Regions from separate parts of the Homo sapiens genome. Here regions 1, 2 and 4 are each linked to region 3. Evidence: chromatin contacts called from ENCODE Hi-C or POLR2A ChIA-PET data. All regions are on one chromosome and are shown on one strand. Each heading gives the region's core, a stretch centred on a gene start or an enhancer-like site at or near the end of the contact. The rest is flanking DNA. Distances are from core to core; before and after follow the strand shown.

Region 1 (3,519 bases), core at 972-3,471, 970 kb after region 3:
AACAGAGTGAGACCCTGTCTCAAAAATAAATTTAGAAAATTAAATTAAAAAGTCAACAGCTCCTCCCATAGAAACAATCAGAGGAATTACAATAGGTTATAATTTAGCCCCAAAATCTAGTCAATACCAGATAGAGGGGTAGATTTTTATACCAATTTATAACGAACAAAAGTCATATTCAAACATTTTTCTAGCTGCTCTGTTCTATCATGCCTAACACTGAAATTTTTTAAAAGAAGAAAATCCATCTTTTCCATTCTTCCTGCCTTAAAAAAGACCTGATATGTCAAGTGAACAGTACTTCTACACCCTTCTCCTCTCCAGCCTCAGGTTAATTTAAAAAGTCACTCAAGTTTGAAAAGGACACAAAAACTATAACCAAAGGCAAACTCATGATTCTTTCAACAAGTACTTATTGAGGGCTTCTAATATGCCAGGCACTGTTCTAGGTGCTATAGATACAGCAGGGAATAAAACAAAGACCTCTGCCCTCAAGGAGTTCATATGCAGCCAACAGCTCATCAGGCAGTGAAAGGTGCTGCTGAGCCCAAGGGTGCAGGGATGGGAGGGGGTGATGTACCTGAAGTGGTCAGGGAAAGTCTCCCTAACAGGGCCATCTGAGCAGAGGCCCGAGGAATGGGGAGCAAAGCACACCATATCTGCGGGGGGAGAGCATCCTCTAAAGAGAAAGGAGGGTGCCCGGCTGACCCCACTCCCACCCAAACCACAATCCACCAACATTTTCTACCTGCAGACATGGCACCAGCCTTCTCCCAGTTGCTCAGGCCTGAAACTGAGCTGTGATCCTTCCTCTCCCTCCTGATTACTCTATCTTCCCATCCTTCTTCCTGGAGAATTGCCTTCCCCATCTCCCTTGTCCTGGAATACTCTCCTCTTACCCTTCAGACTTCTCACTAGAAGTCATTCCCCCAGAGTGAATTTTCTGATCTCCCCATTACATGTAGATCCTACATTACACACTTATTAAACTTACTACACTCTGTACTTCTCCCAGCACTAGTCACAACTATAATTAAATCATTATTTCTGTAATTTAATGTCTGCTCTGCCTCAATAAACTAATCTCCATGAAGGCAAAGACCATATTGATTGTACTCATTTTTGCATCTCTAGTGCCTGAAAAATAGCCGAGTTCAATAAATATTGGAGAAGGAATTAAGCCTTCCTTCTCATGCTTCCGTGTTCTTGCTCAAAGAAAATTTACAGTTGCATTTTTCCATGGCATCATCTATGCCACACAGATTTCCTTCCTAATAAAAAAAAAAGTTAGGAGCTATGAAAAATCCATACATAGATAATGAAGTCCCTAAGTGAGCCATTCAGACCACGTGTCTGCTCAGTTTCATTTCATATTACAGAATCCTACACTAAAAGGGAAGGCAGCAAAGCAGAGCTGCCCACTCACTCCTAAGATCACACAGGTCACTCCTCCAGGAGCAAATTAAAGGGATGTGCTGCTTGTCCACAATTATCAGAATTTTTTTAAATTAAAGATAATGGGAGCCACTTACTCTGTGACAGGAAGTAAAAAGGCAGTGCAGCAAGCACATACCTCCTAATTTAAATGTTAATAGTGGCCACCATTAGCTGCACCCTTCCCAGGTGCCAGGTACCCTGCTAGGTGCTTCACGCACATGACCTCACTTAACTGAACCCAGTCTTTGCAGCCACACCATGATCCAAATGAATAAGTGCTTCAACCCAGGAATAGGAAGCAATACTGTCGGGCCCCAAAACCCCTGCAAAGCATGTCCATTACAACCCATTGTTCTAGTACCAAATGCACCCAGAATGCTGGTACCGAATGGGAAACACACAGCTGCTCTAGTCCAAACTCCCCCAGGCTTATAGGCCCAGAGAGGGGAAGCAACTGGCACAAGATCACACAGCCCATTGGTAGCTAGGTCTGGCCAAAAGCTCTATCCCTGTCAGGCCATCCTTCTGACAGATCAAACCATTCCTCACAGAGGGTCCCTAAAACCCTGAGAATAAGTGTGTCAAGTCAAGCTTTCCTAAGGAACACTGCAATGTTATAAAAAGCCTAAAGTACCATTTAGAGTTGAGCAAAAGCAAAACAGAAGGACTTTATCTCTTCTTTCTTGCAGCTGCCACTGATCTGAGTTCACACAACAAGCCCCTTTGTCTCTGAGCTCCCATGCAGCTCTTCTGAGCGACAGAAGCCCAGGAACACCAAGGTCCTGGGCTCAGGCCAGCCCAAGCTGAGCGAAACAGGCTAAAATACAGGCGGCTTGGACATTCCTTTATCAAACACTCTGGAGGGGCAGAAAGCACAATTTTGCACACATGATCACACTCTGTACCTACAGTGGAGTGAAATCAGGCCTGAGCCATGGAATTCACCTGTGCACCCTGAACAGCACCCTGATTTTTATGATCCCTGTGGCAAATCCTATCACTTGCATCCAACTGAATTTACCATAGAATCCAACCACCTCTTTTTTTCCTCAAATTAGCCAACTACCAGCCAATAGCCTGGTATAATAACACCACTTACCAGAACCACTGGGCCTGCCAGGCTAGACTAAATCAGCAATTACACGCACTTAGTGACAAGAAGTTCTCATGGAGAAGTCCCCAGATGGCTTCATGCTATCCTCAGGGGCCTCAGGCCCCAATACCCTAATACCCTGGAATGGCAATGCCCAAGAGAACTTATGTTCCAACCAGGGGTTCCAAGCCAGTGGCTCCTCTGGTTACAGTAAGCCTCAGCTTAGTTGGAGACAGGAAGAGAACCATTTAATCCCCCACAACAGATCCCATGAGGGACAATTCATGGGATCTGCTAAAGATGTACCCACTCCCTACTACTGGCCCCAGCAACTCAGCCAGTCTTTGACCACCTCAAGCAATGTATGGGCTCCCCAAAGGTGCTGTGTGACAACAATGCTCTATTTAAAACTACAGTCGTTTATTCTGTGAGTTGTTTTTAAAGTAAAAATCAAATGATAATGTATATAAGAGCACCTCAAACATTTAAAGAGCTAAACAATCCAAGAGTATTCAAAGATTTACCATTTTGGCATGCTAACCACACTTGAGGGCTGAGACTCAGGGGCCATAAGTTTATGGGGTCTCCATGTCCTCATAGTAGGCCACATGGGCTGTAGTGGAAAACCAGCACAGTCAGACATTGACTGAATCCTAGAGCTGCATCCTAGGGCAAGTGACACAAGCTGCTTCAGCTCACGTTTCTCATCAGTTAACTGCGGTTAACATCTCTCTTGGTATGACAGTGAAATATCAAGTGACAAAAAGGAAGTCATGTCAGTCATTAGCCAAAAGCCAGCAATAGATTACTATGGCCCCCTTTCTGATGGGATTTCACTGTGACTAGTCTAGACCGCAGGGAGACCTCTTTAAGTAAAGGATCTCCAACAGCGGAGTTTGTTTGACTCACTGTGGCAGGTGGTTGGAAAGAACCTCTTTGGGGCAGACTTGTGGGTAACTGCCAATTCTCTATACCTTTTGGACCAGGCT
Region 2 (3,503 bases), core at 709-3,208, 530 kb after region 3:
CTGGTCTCGAACCGCCTTGGCCTCCCACAGTGCTGGGATTACAGGTGTGAGCCACCATGCCAGCCCAGCCTTAGTGTTAACACTGTTATAGGTTACTGTAACATATTGGCTCACAGTGTGTGTTCTCGGGTCTGCCTCTTTCCTGGTTACCTAATCATAAGTAAGTTACTTCTCCTTTCTGTACCTCAGTTTCCTCAACTATAATTTGGAAATAATATTCCCTCCCTCATAGTCATTGTGTGAATTAAATGAACAATGTATAAAATGGTAAATACTGAACACTTGATAAATGTTAGCTATTATTAAAGGAGAGACTGATATTTAAATGATTACAATACAATGTAATACCTTAGGATAAATACATAAAAAACAACTTTTTTCCTTCCTTATTTTACAGCTTTATTACTGATTTCCCTCTAAAAAGAGATCCAAATAAATGTGGAGCGACTCATTCTCATTATAGAGTAAGGAATCACAAAGTACCATAGTCACGTAACAAAAGCAAAAAAAAAAAAAAGCAATTGTTTTACCTTTCAACTGCTGATGTTATGTACAATCTATCACAAGAAGCATAGCTGTGCATTCATGAGCTGATTGTATTAACCTCTAGAATTTTAGAAACGAGCACATAGGAGGGCGTTTCAAGTATTCCTGATACTCCTTGTCATCTTCTGCGAATCTACTAGCAAACATCTCTTCAAAATTTGGAACAGCTTTGGCAGTGTCAGTCATTCCGAAATTCCCAAAGATTTGAGGCAGCTGTATTGTTTAATGTTTAGGTTGTTTAAATCCGCCAAGGGCTGTGTCTATCTAGCTCGGGCCGAACCCCGCCAGCGAGACACTAAGAGACCGCAGGAGAGGTGGCCTCTGGCCCACCACACCGTGGAACTCCAGACCACCCCAGCTCTCCAATGTAGTGGAGACCCTTCCGCTAGCCATCGAAAATAACTTAAGTCACTTAAGCTGTACTTGGGATAATCAGGTTATTTAATGAGGTGATAACTGAGGTGACTACAAAAGAAAAGTCTGGGATTGGGTGTGTGAGCAAGGTGCATGGGGACAGTGGTATGTTCTAGGTTGAAGGCTCACCCTAGGCCAAGCACCGTGGCACCTGTTTTACAATATCATAACTTTAATATCACATCCTTGCAAGATATGTAGCTTCGTTTTACTGAGGAAAGCTCAGAAAAGTTAAATAACTCGCCCTTGGGCACACATGACTGGAAAGAAATTGGGATTTTTATTTTAGTAAGTAAGTTGGTCAGGCACAAGGGCGACTCAGCAGAGGGAACTTCAAGGAAGTGTGAGACAACAGCTGGAGCCCTGAGCTGGGAGAGTGGAGGACGAATTATAAAGAGTTTTATGCCTGCCATAATGAGAAGCTTGTCCTTGAACTTGAGGGCAATGCTGAGAGTGCAAAGGACTTTAAGCAGGCCCTACACAGTGGCAGCCAAGCAGGTCATAAAGAGCAAGATGATGCCCAGGCAGATCAGGGATTCTCTATCTACAGAGCGTCCGCCTACCAGCTCCTTCACAGCAGCGGATTTTGCTGCAAGAGAAGAGGCAGCAGGCCAGGCCTTTTCCTTCGCCCACAGCGCCTACGTCGAAGGCTCCCAGGCTGGTTGCTCCACTGGCTGCTTGAGGTCCCCTCTTTCCAGACCCGCCGAACTGGCGGCCGGTGCTGTGGCCGATCCCGCGCCGCTGCCTCGGGCCTTGGGGGGCAGCGCCACCCGGCCAACCCGCCTCTGCAGCGTTCCTGGCGTCAGCCCCTATCCTCCAGCTTCCTCCGCCCCAACCTAGGGTAGAACCCCAAACTCCAGTCCCAGTCCACTTCCGCAGCTTCCTCCCCTCAGCATGGCAGGTCGGATCACGTGCGGGTTCTGTCACGTGACATCAGGTCACGTGAGGCCGGTCACGCCCCGGGCAGCTTGGCTGGGGCTAGGCTTCCGGGGCTCTGCAGTCCTCGGCGTGTGCTGGCAGCTTCGGAGCCCACCGAGCCGGGCGGCTAGGATGGTGAGGGCGCCGGGCAGGAGAGAGGCCGGCCTGGGCTGGGGCCGCCGTCCCTGCCGCCCTCAGGCTCAGCTTCTCTTCTCGTTTTTTTCGCTGCAGATGAACCGGACGACCCCCGACCAGGAGCTGGCGCCAGCGTCGGAGCCCGTGTGGGAGCGGCCGTGGTCGGTGGAGGAGATCCGCAGGAGCAGCCAGAGCTGGTCGCTGGCGGCCGACGCGGGCGTGAGAGGCGGGCCCCGGGGACGCGAGAGCGGCAGGGGTGACGCTTGGCTTGCGCGCAGGAGGGCCGGACCGCGACTGCCCCTGCACCTGGCCCGTCCCGTTGCCTGCCCTCTTAGGAACACACGCCCCGTTTAGCCCCCGAGAATGCCACCCTGGCAGTCCCCGGCCACCAGGGAGAGGGGCAGACACTGACCGTGGCCCAGACGCGACGTTCCCTTCATGGGGTTTCTGGCTCAGCTCCATCCGGAGGGGAGATCCGTTTCCGCCACACTGAGGGATTGCTCGGGCACTAGGGAGGCGATTCCTGTTGGGACCTGGACTAAATGGGGTGGGAAACAAGCCAGTATGTGGATATCCTTTAATGGGATTTTTCAAATCGGGGGCCCAAAAAGCTCAGAACTGTTGGAGTCCCAAATGAATAGGATTTTTGAATAAGAGTGGTGGTTGATTAGCTAACCCTTGGTCTGTGATCTCTGTAGATTGACAACCAAAGAGGACTTTTAAAAGGAGACAGGGTTTTGCCCTGTCGCCCAGGCTGGAGTGCAAGTGGCTTGATCTTGGCTCACTGAATCCTCTGGGGTTCAGGTGATCCTCTCACCTCAGCGTCCTGAGAAGCTGGGACTATAGGCGTCCACCACACCTGTCTGATTTGTTTATTTATTTAATTTTAGTAGAGATGGGGGTCTTGCTATGTTGCCCAGACTGGTCTGCAACTCCTGGACTCTAGCGATAACCCTGCCTCAGCCTCCCAAAGTATTGGATTACAAGCGTGAGCCACCATACCCAGTGCCAAAAAGGGATTTTAAATTTTTCCAGAAACGAGATAGGTGTCCATTAGCTCACTGCCACTCTTTTGATGAGCTTTCTTAGTGTTTTCCAATGTCACTTGGTTTTAGTACTTGTCAAACCAGCATTCCAGCCGGGCACAGTGGCTCACACCTGTAATCCTAGCACTTTGGGAGGCCGAGGTGGGCGAATCACGAGGTCAGGAGTTCGAGACCAGCCTGGCCAACATGGTGAAACCCCGTCTCTACTAAAAATACACAAAATTAGTTGGGCGTTGTGGCGGGCACCTGTAATTCCAGCTACTCGGGAGGCTGAGGCAGGAGAATCGCTTGAACGCGGGAGGTGCAGTGAGCCGAGATGGCGCCATTGTACTCCAGCCCAGGCAACAGAGTGAAACTCTCTCAAAAAAAAAAAAAGCATTTCTTTCACATTCTAACACTCAAAGGTGAAAGGAAATGGGTTCTTTTTTGATGTGACATGCAGAA
Region 3 (3,152 bases), core at 14-2,513:
GATTACAGGCATATGCCATCATGCCCGGCTAATTTTTCGTATTTAGTAAAGACAGGGTTTCACCACGTTGGTAAGGCTGGTCTCGAACTCCTGACCTCGGGTGATCCACCCACCTCGGCCTCCCAACAACGTGCGTAACTTTTAAGACTAGAAAGAGCTGATGCACTTGTGAAAATGCAAGAAGGCTGGAACACCGAATTTTTGACTTTATTTTTAACTTTGAGTTAAGAAGAGCAGAGAAGGGCTCCGTTCATGGCCTAAGTCTTGCAGAGTATCTTCTAAGGCTTAATCATCTGGGACACTAGTATCTTCACCGTCCTCCCCCATCACTGGGGCTCCCGCAGCCAGGGGCAAGCTGGGTCTCATTTGGAGGGTTGGTCGGACACAGGCACAGTTCTGAGAGGGGACAGGCAAGGGCCAAATCACACAAGGCCTGGGAAAACACGAGCATGGATTCCACTCCCAGTGCAATGGAATGACTCTGAAAACTGTTAAGTAGGCTGATGATGGCATGACCTACTTTATGCCAGAGACCACCTGGACAACTGTGCGGATAATGGATTGGAGGAGACAAAGCAACAAGAAGATGATGGGAAAAGTTGAGGAGAAAAGCGAGGGCTGCCTGTCACAGGATGACAGCAGTTAAGACGCTGCGTGGAAGTCACGTAACAGCAGCATTTACAGGCGGCCTGCCTCATCCGCCCACACTCTTATCAATTTGACTCTATCAACGCCCAAAACGTCGGACGTACATCTAGCCCGACTCTCTTTAAAATAACAGCTCCAGCATTTTAATCGAGATCAAAAAGGACCCAGCTGACCCTGCGCGCAGGGGGCCTTATACAAAGTCGGAGAAGTAGCTGGGTCGCTGGCCGGCCAGGGACTCAAGCCGCCTCAGGTGAGCGCTCCTTGGCGCTACTTCCGGTCTCAGGTGAGGCCGCCGGAAGCGGGCACTTGGCCCTAAGACCCGCTACAGTGCGTCCTCGCTGACAGGCTCAATCACCACGGCGAGGCCAAGGCGCGGGGCCGCGGCCCGCCCGAGAAGCCTGAGCTGGGCCCCGACACCCCCTGCCCGACATTCGGCCGGGACCCCCGAACACTCACCCAGGGCCGCGCGAGCGCCCACAAGGAAACAGAGACGCTACCGCCGCCAGCCGCCTTGGAACCCAGCTCGACGGGCCGTGGCGCCTGCGCCCTCAGCTCAACCATAGACACCGCCCCCAACAGCGACTCCGACTTCTGCTGGTGCGGGGAGGCCCGTGGCGCATGCGCCTGGCTCAGCGTTTGTTTTTAAGCACGGGCAAGACCACGTGGTTTGGAGGGACGGGCTCAGCAGCGCCTTTCTACTTGCGTGCGAGCAGGGCGAGAAAGCTGTCTCCGCTGCCGGTCAGCTGGGTGGCTTGCGAAGGACGCTTCGCCCCTAGCGAAAAATACCCTGCTGGCAAGGCAGTTATGAAAGTTAAGACATATTTCCACGTAGAGGGGGATGCGGGTGTGCCATGCGAATGTAAATCCTCACAATTAACCTTGAACCCTGCAGAGAAAGTCAGCTTGGGCAGGGAAGTTAGCCGCACTTTTTGGTCGCCAGGCTGTGACCTCTCTTGTTGTCTCCCACGACTGAACACGGGAAGGATGGAGAGCTGTCCTGCTTCTCTGTTCCCCCTCCGCCACGCGCGCACCTGGGCGGAGTGAGTGCCTACAGAGCCTGCTTACATGTGTACATTGCCTTAAGTCCAGCGTTTAGTATCCGTCCTCAGATCTCAGAGGTAGGCGGGGTTTCGAGGCAGGCGAGAATTTTACCGTGGTGCGTTTGAAGAAAGAAGATGTCCACACAGAGGTTCAGAACAATGGGAGGAAGTTGAGCTTCGCCTGGGGAAAGAAGCAGCCCACGATGCAGGATGGCTGTACCAGACAGAGCTTCTCAGCTCAGGATCGGTGCTAGGAGAAGGTGGACTTTCCAGGGCCGCGAGGCAGGACGTCCTCTGGGAGGGCAGTGACTGCGGGTCACTGCCTGGGAAGTGCTGTCCTCACTTGGAAGCCTGAAGTCGGACAATAGGGAAATGGGGTCGGAAAGGGGACTAGGAAATGCTCCATAACATCATCTTATTCCTCCTGTCAGCGGCCCCAACCCACAATGTAACTTGTTTTTGTTGGTGGTAGTGGGTTTTTTTGTTTGTTTTGTTTTTGTTTTTGTTTTTGAGACGGAGTTTTGCTCTTGTCGCCCAGGATGGAGTACAATGGCACGATGTGGGCTCACTGCAACCTCCTCCTCCCAGGTTCAAGCGATTCTCCTGCCTCAGCCTGCCGGGTAGCTGGGATTACAGGCGCCTGCCACCATGCCCAGCTAATTTTTGTGTTTTTAGTAGAGACGGGGTTTCGTCATGTTAGCCAAGCTGTCCGCGAACTCCTGACCTCAGGTGATCCACCCGCCTCGGCCTCCTAGAGTTCTGGGATTACAGGTGTGAGCCACCACGCCCGGCTTGTAACTTGCTTTTTTTTTTTTTTAAAGGAGAAAGAATTCTAGCGATTTCTTGGATAAAATATTAAGAATAGAAAGGCAGTTGATTGACATTAGTTTCAATGCTTGAAAGTAAAAGCAGATATATAGTGGATCCCAACTTTTGAGACTGAGGTTCCCTTTGCAGCTATTTTGGAGACCCTTCCTATATCAGAATTTGGACAGGAAAAAATGGTCCACTCAAAAGGGGAAGTTGAGAGTTATTATTTACAAAGACGTGGGCGGGGTTCAGGAAAACAACTCAGGGTGGCACAACTGGAGCTATTAAGGGCCGAATTGTGTCCCCTCCCCAAAATTCATATGCTGGAGTCCTAACCGCCACTCCCCACCCCCACCCCGGGACCTCAGAATGTGACTGTATTTGAAGATAGGGTCTTTAATGAGGGAATTTAGTTAAATGAGGTCCCAAGTTATTTAGCAAGTCGTCCAAGCCCTTTTATACTCCTGCCCCATCTAATTTTTCTGCATCACTTGTGTCCTTCACTCCCTGGATGCCTATGCTCAGGATTTAGGGAACTACTTACTCTTCTCCCAGGAAGGGTGTGCTACAATTGGCTTCTACGGCCTAGCAAGCATACTGTTCACCTCTTCCCAGCTGCCTTAGCTCAGGCTGCCATAACAAATGCCATAGACT
Region 4 (3,234 bases), core at 473-2,972, 740 kb before region 3:
CGCCAGGCTGGGCACTCATAGGGAAATTCCACCAGTCAGGAAATAGGTTCTTTCTAGCTTCTTTAACGAGCTAATCTTGATGGCAGAACACAAAAGGACAGAACAGAAAATGAAAAAGTACAGGCTAATCTTATTTGTAAATATAGGCATAAGAGCCCTAAATATGAGATTAGCCAGTTGAACCAGGCCAAGATGAATGTCCTGGTCCTGGATCTGAAGCTGGAAAAGAGGATTGTGGAGGAAGCCAGCATGGCCTGGAGAATGGGCTCCCTGTGCACAAGGGGAAAGAAGATGTACATAAATGGCCATAAAACCCCACTAAATAAGATAATGTGTCTTGACTGCAACCGCTGCTGCCCCTTCTGAAGTGCTGTGGCCATGCTCAGCCAGTCTGGCTCCAAGGTGTCCTGGCCACCAGCATGGCCCAGGAATTACTAATGCAGGAACCCATCATGCTCCATTGCCTGCTACTAGAATGGCCATGGACACCACCCTACCCCACCCCACCCTGAATAAAACTACCCTCTTCAGGAGATCTGGTGCTTTTAAAGCTGGATTTAAGAAAATAAACCACCAATAAGAACCAGATGCTAAAAAGCAAAGCAAAGTGAAACAAAATGAAATGAAACAAAATAAAATTTAAAAGATTGAGGGGAGAGAATTTCAAAAAGGGAAAAATGTTTCCCAAATGTCATGTTCTGCCTACACCAAGTAAAGTGAGGTAAGGGATGTGTGCACTGTACGTGCCCATTGGAGGTCACTGACAGACTTAGTGACAAGTAAGTTGTGGGGTCAGAAGCCACTCAGAAGTAAGGAGAAACGGCCGGGCTTGGTGGCTCATGGCTGTAATCCCAGCACGAAGAGGCCGAGGCGGGTGGATCGTGAGGTCAGGGGTTCGGTACCAGCCTGGCCAACATGGTGAAACCCTGTCTCTACTAAAAATACAAAAATTAGGTGGGCATAGTTGCGGGCGCCTGTAATCCCAGCTAGTCGGGAGGCTGAGGCAGGAGAATCACTTGAACCCATAAGGGGGAGGTTGCAGTGAGCCGAGATCATGCCATTGCATTCCAGCCTGGGCGACAAGAGCGAGACTTCGTCTCAAACAAACAAACAAAGAATTAAGGGGAAGTGTGGGGAGACTGAAAGTGGAGGCAGTCAGTGGACTTTGGAAAATAGCAGAGAGGAAGTTTCAGAACTTTTGGTTTTGGGTTTTTGTTTTTTGTTTTTTTTTGAGACAGAGTCTCACTCTGTTGCCAGACCGGAGTGCAGTGGCACAATCTCGGCTCACAGCAACCTCTGTCTCATGGGTTCAAGTGATTCTCCTGCCTCAGCCTCTCGAGTAGCTGGGACTATAGGCATGTGCCACCACGCCCAGCTAATTTTTGTATTTGTAGTAGAGACGGGGTTTCACCATGTTGGTCAGGATGGTCTTGATCTCTTGATCTCATGATCCGCCCACCTTGGCCTTCCAAAGCCCTGGGATTACAAGCGTGAGCCACCGCGCCCAGCCGGTTTCGTGTTTTAAGATGGAAGAGACTTAAGTCTGTTTGTAGGTTGAAGGAGAAGACGCAGTAAAAACCAGACAGTTAAAATAGTAGTGGGAGAAGAAACTGCTAATGAGACACATCCTCAGAGGGTTTGGAGACAAGAGAGTGGATCACAGGAGAAACGGTGGGATCCGTGATGACTGGTGTGAAGCAGACAGGAAGAGGAAGTTGTGAGGAAGGGAGAGACAGGAAGTCATTGAGAAGGGAATGGACAGGAAGCTGTGAGGGAGGGTGGGTACAGGAGATTGTTGAAGCAGGGAGGGACAAAAATTTGTGAGGGAAGGAGGGACAGGAGGTTGTGAGGGAAGGAGGGACAGGAAGCTGTTGAGGCAAGGTTGGACAGGAAGTTGTAAGACAGAGTTGGATAGGAAGTTGTAAGGCAGGGTTGGACAGAAAGTTGAGAATCAGGGAGGAACAGGAAGTTGTGGGCTTCTAAGTCTTAGGTTTTGGTTTCTTTCTTTCTTTCTTTCTTTCTTTCTTTCTTTCTTTCTTTCTTTCTTTCATTCTTTCTTTTTTTTTTTTTTTGTTTTGAGATGAGGTCTCACTCTGTTGCCCAGGCTGGAGGGCAGTGGTGCGATCTCAGCTCACTGCAACCTCTGACTCCCAGGTTCAAGTAATTCTCCTGCCTCAGCCTCCCAAGTAGCTGGGATTACAGGCACGTGCCACCACATAAGGCTCATTTTTTTATATTTAGTAGAGAAGGGATTTCACCATATTGGTCAGGCTGGTCTTGAACTCCTGACCTCAGATGGTCCACCCACCTCGGCCTCCCAAAGTTCTGGGATTATAGGCATGAGCCACCATACCCAGCCTCTGGTTTCTTAAAGAAGGAACTGACTAGTTCATTTCTAAGAGTACAGTCATCTCAGGGGTGGGGAGAGAGCAACACCTGACACATTATACAGTCCATACTCAAACAAATCTAATCCAGACATCTTAATATAGTCCTTAGTACAGGCTTATGTGACACAGAATAACAATCAAAAGATTCAGTTATTCATGTTTCCCAAAATTCTGACATTTGGCATTATGTAATTTCCTGATGAGCTAGGCAGCCTCAAATGGGTGTGGCAACTTATTATTGTTGCTGTGTTCTGGAAAGGAAATGTGAGAGGCTGGAACTTTTGTGGGAAGTGTAAAAGGTGCACCTTATTGTACTGGTGGGTTCACATCTGACTTTCTTAGTTCTCTCAGCCCTTAGCCCCAGGCCTGGCATATCATTTGTTGAATGACTGCCTTCATGAATCAATATCCTAAGTGTGCAGGGCTCTTGGAGCCCTACAGACATGTATGTTGGGGTGCCATGCTGGATACCCATGTTTTCACTAGAGCTGCCTTCATCAATACCAGCTGTCCCAAATGGCAGCTGGCCCACCTCTGTGTGTGCCTTTGGGCAGTGGCTGTGCTTAAAAAAGCAGGAAATCTGTCACTCTTTTCCTGGCGGAAGAACAATCCACTCATTTTATTTTATTTTGTATCCACTCATTCTTTTAAAAAATGTAATGCATCTTTACGAAAGATAGTGGCATGTATGATGCTAGGTTCCAGGGATTAAAGAGGGACAGTCTCTACCTTCACAGGCCTCCCGATAAACTTGTGTTCACTGGGGTTCTTTTGCATTTCCTCTTCAGCAAGAGTAAGCAAAGTCATGGGTAACTGCTTAGCTTCAAGCAAGGTTGAGTATTGA

Evidence for each region. A loop is a pair of places that touch in the nucleus more often than their neighbours do. ChIA-PET counts read pairs that join two places held with the same protein, here RNA polymerase II (POLR2A). Pooled maps may share reads with other maps.
Region 1: a loop to region 3 is called in a map with no recorded cell type, with 6 times the contacts of the local background. The contact joins the enhancer-like site here to the promoter of ERCC6 in region 3. A Hi-C loop is called at or near these places in 6 of 37 single-sample maps with no recorded cell type and 6 of 50 pooled maps.
Region 2: a loop to region 3 is called in a pooled map, with 13 times the contacts of the local background. The contact joins the promoter of WASHC2A here to the promoter of ERCC6 in region 3. A Hi-C loop is called at or near these places in 1 of 37 single-sample maps with no recorded cell type and 9 of 50 pooled maps. POLR2A ChIA-PET finds 5 or more read pairs at or near these places in 2 of 52 experiments (CD4-positive, alpha-beta memory T cell and activated B cell).
Region 4: a loop to region 3 is called in a map of naive thymus-derived CD4-positive, alpha-beta T cell, with 5 times the contacts of the local background. The contact joins the enhancer-like site here to the promoter of ERCC6 in region 3. A Hi-C loop is called at or near these places in 1 of 168 maps with a recorded cell type or tissue (naive thymus-derived CD4-positive, alpha-beta T cell), 8 of 37 single-sample maps with no recorded cell type and 11 of 50 pooled maps. POLR2A ChIA-PET finds 5 or more read pairs at or near these places in 1 of 52 experiments (activated CD4-positive, alpha-beta T cell).

What each region holds. Positions count from the first base shown.
Region 1 is chr10:50,505,195-50,508,713 of GRCh38, forward strand. All of the region lies in intron 3 of SGMS1 (sphingomyelin synthase 1), which reads right to left. Among named protein-coding and RNA genes, the nearest start is that of SGMS1, 120 kb to the right of the region's middle. RefSeq lists an enhancer at 3,486-3,519. Within about 2 kb of position 2,222, at least 7 of the 41 ENCODE cell types and tissues checked have a DNase peak (open chromatin) inside an H3K27ac peak, as active enhancers do.
Region 2 is chr10:50,065,996-50,069,498 of GRCh38, forward strand. WASHC2A (WASH complex subunit 2A) reads left to right here and starts at 1,959. Exons shown (of 31, transcript NM_001005751.3): 1 at 1,959-2,013; 2 at 2,110-2,232. The coding sequence starts at 2,011. It also overlaps the pseudogene FAM21EP. RefSeq lists a silencer at 1,633-1,782.
Region 3 is chr10:49,537,858-49,541,009 of GRCh38, forward strand. ERCC6 (ERCC excision repair 6, chromatin remodeling factor) reads right to left here and starts at 1,264. Exons shown (of 21, transcript NM_000124.4): 1 at 1,105-1,264. RefSeq lists a silencer at 907-1,196 and enhancers at 1,617-1,676, 1,707-1,946.
Region 4 is chr10:48,798,674-48,801,907 of GRCh38, forward strand. The region is part of intron 24 of WDFY4 (WDFY family member 4); the gene reads left to right. Among named protein-coding and RNA genes, the nearest start is that of WDFY4, 120 kb to the left of the region's middle. Within about 2 kb of position 1,723, at least 10 of the 41 ENCODE cell types and tissues checked have a DNase peak (open chromatin) inside an H3K27ac peak, as active enhancers do.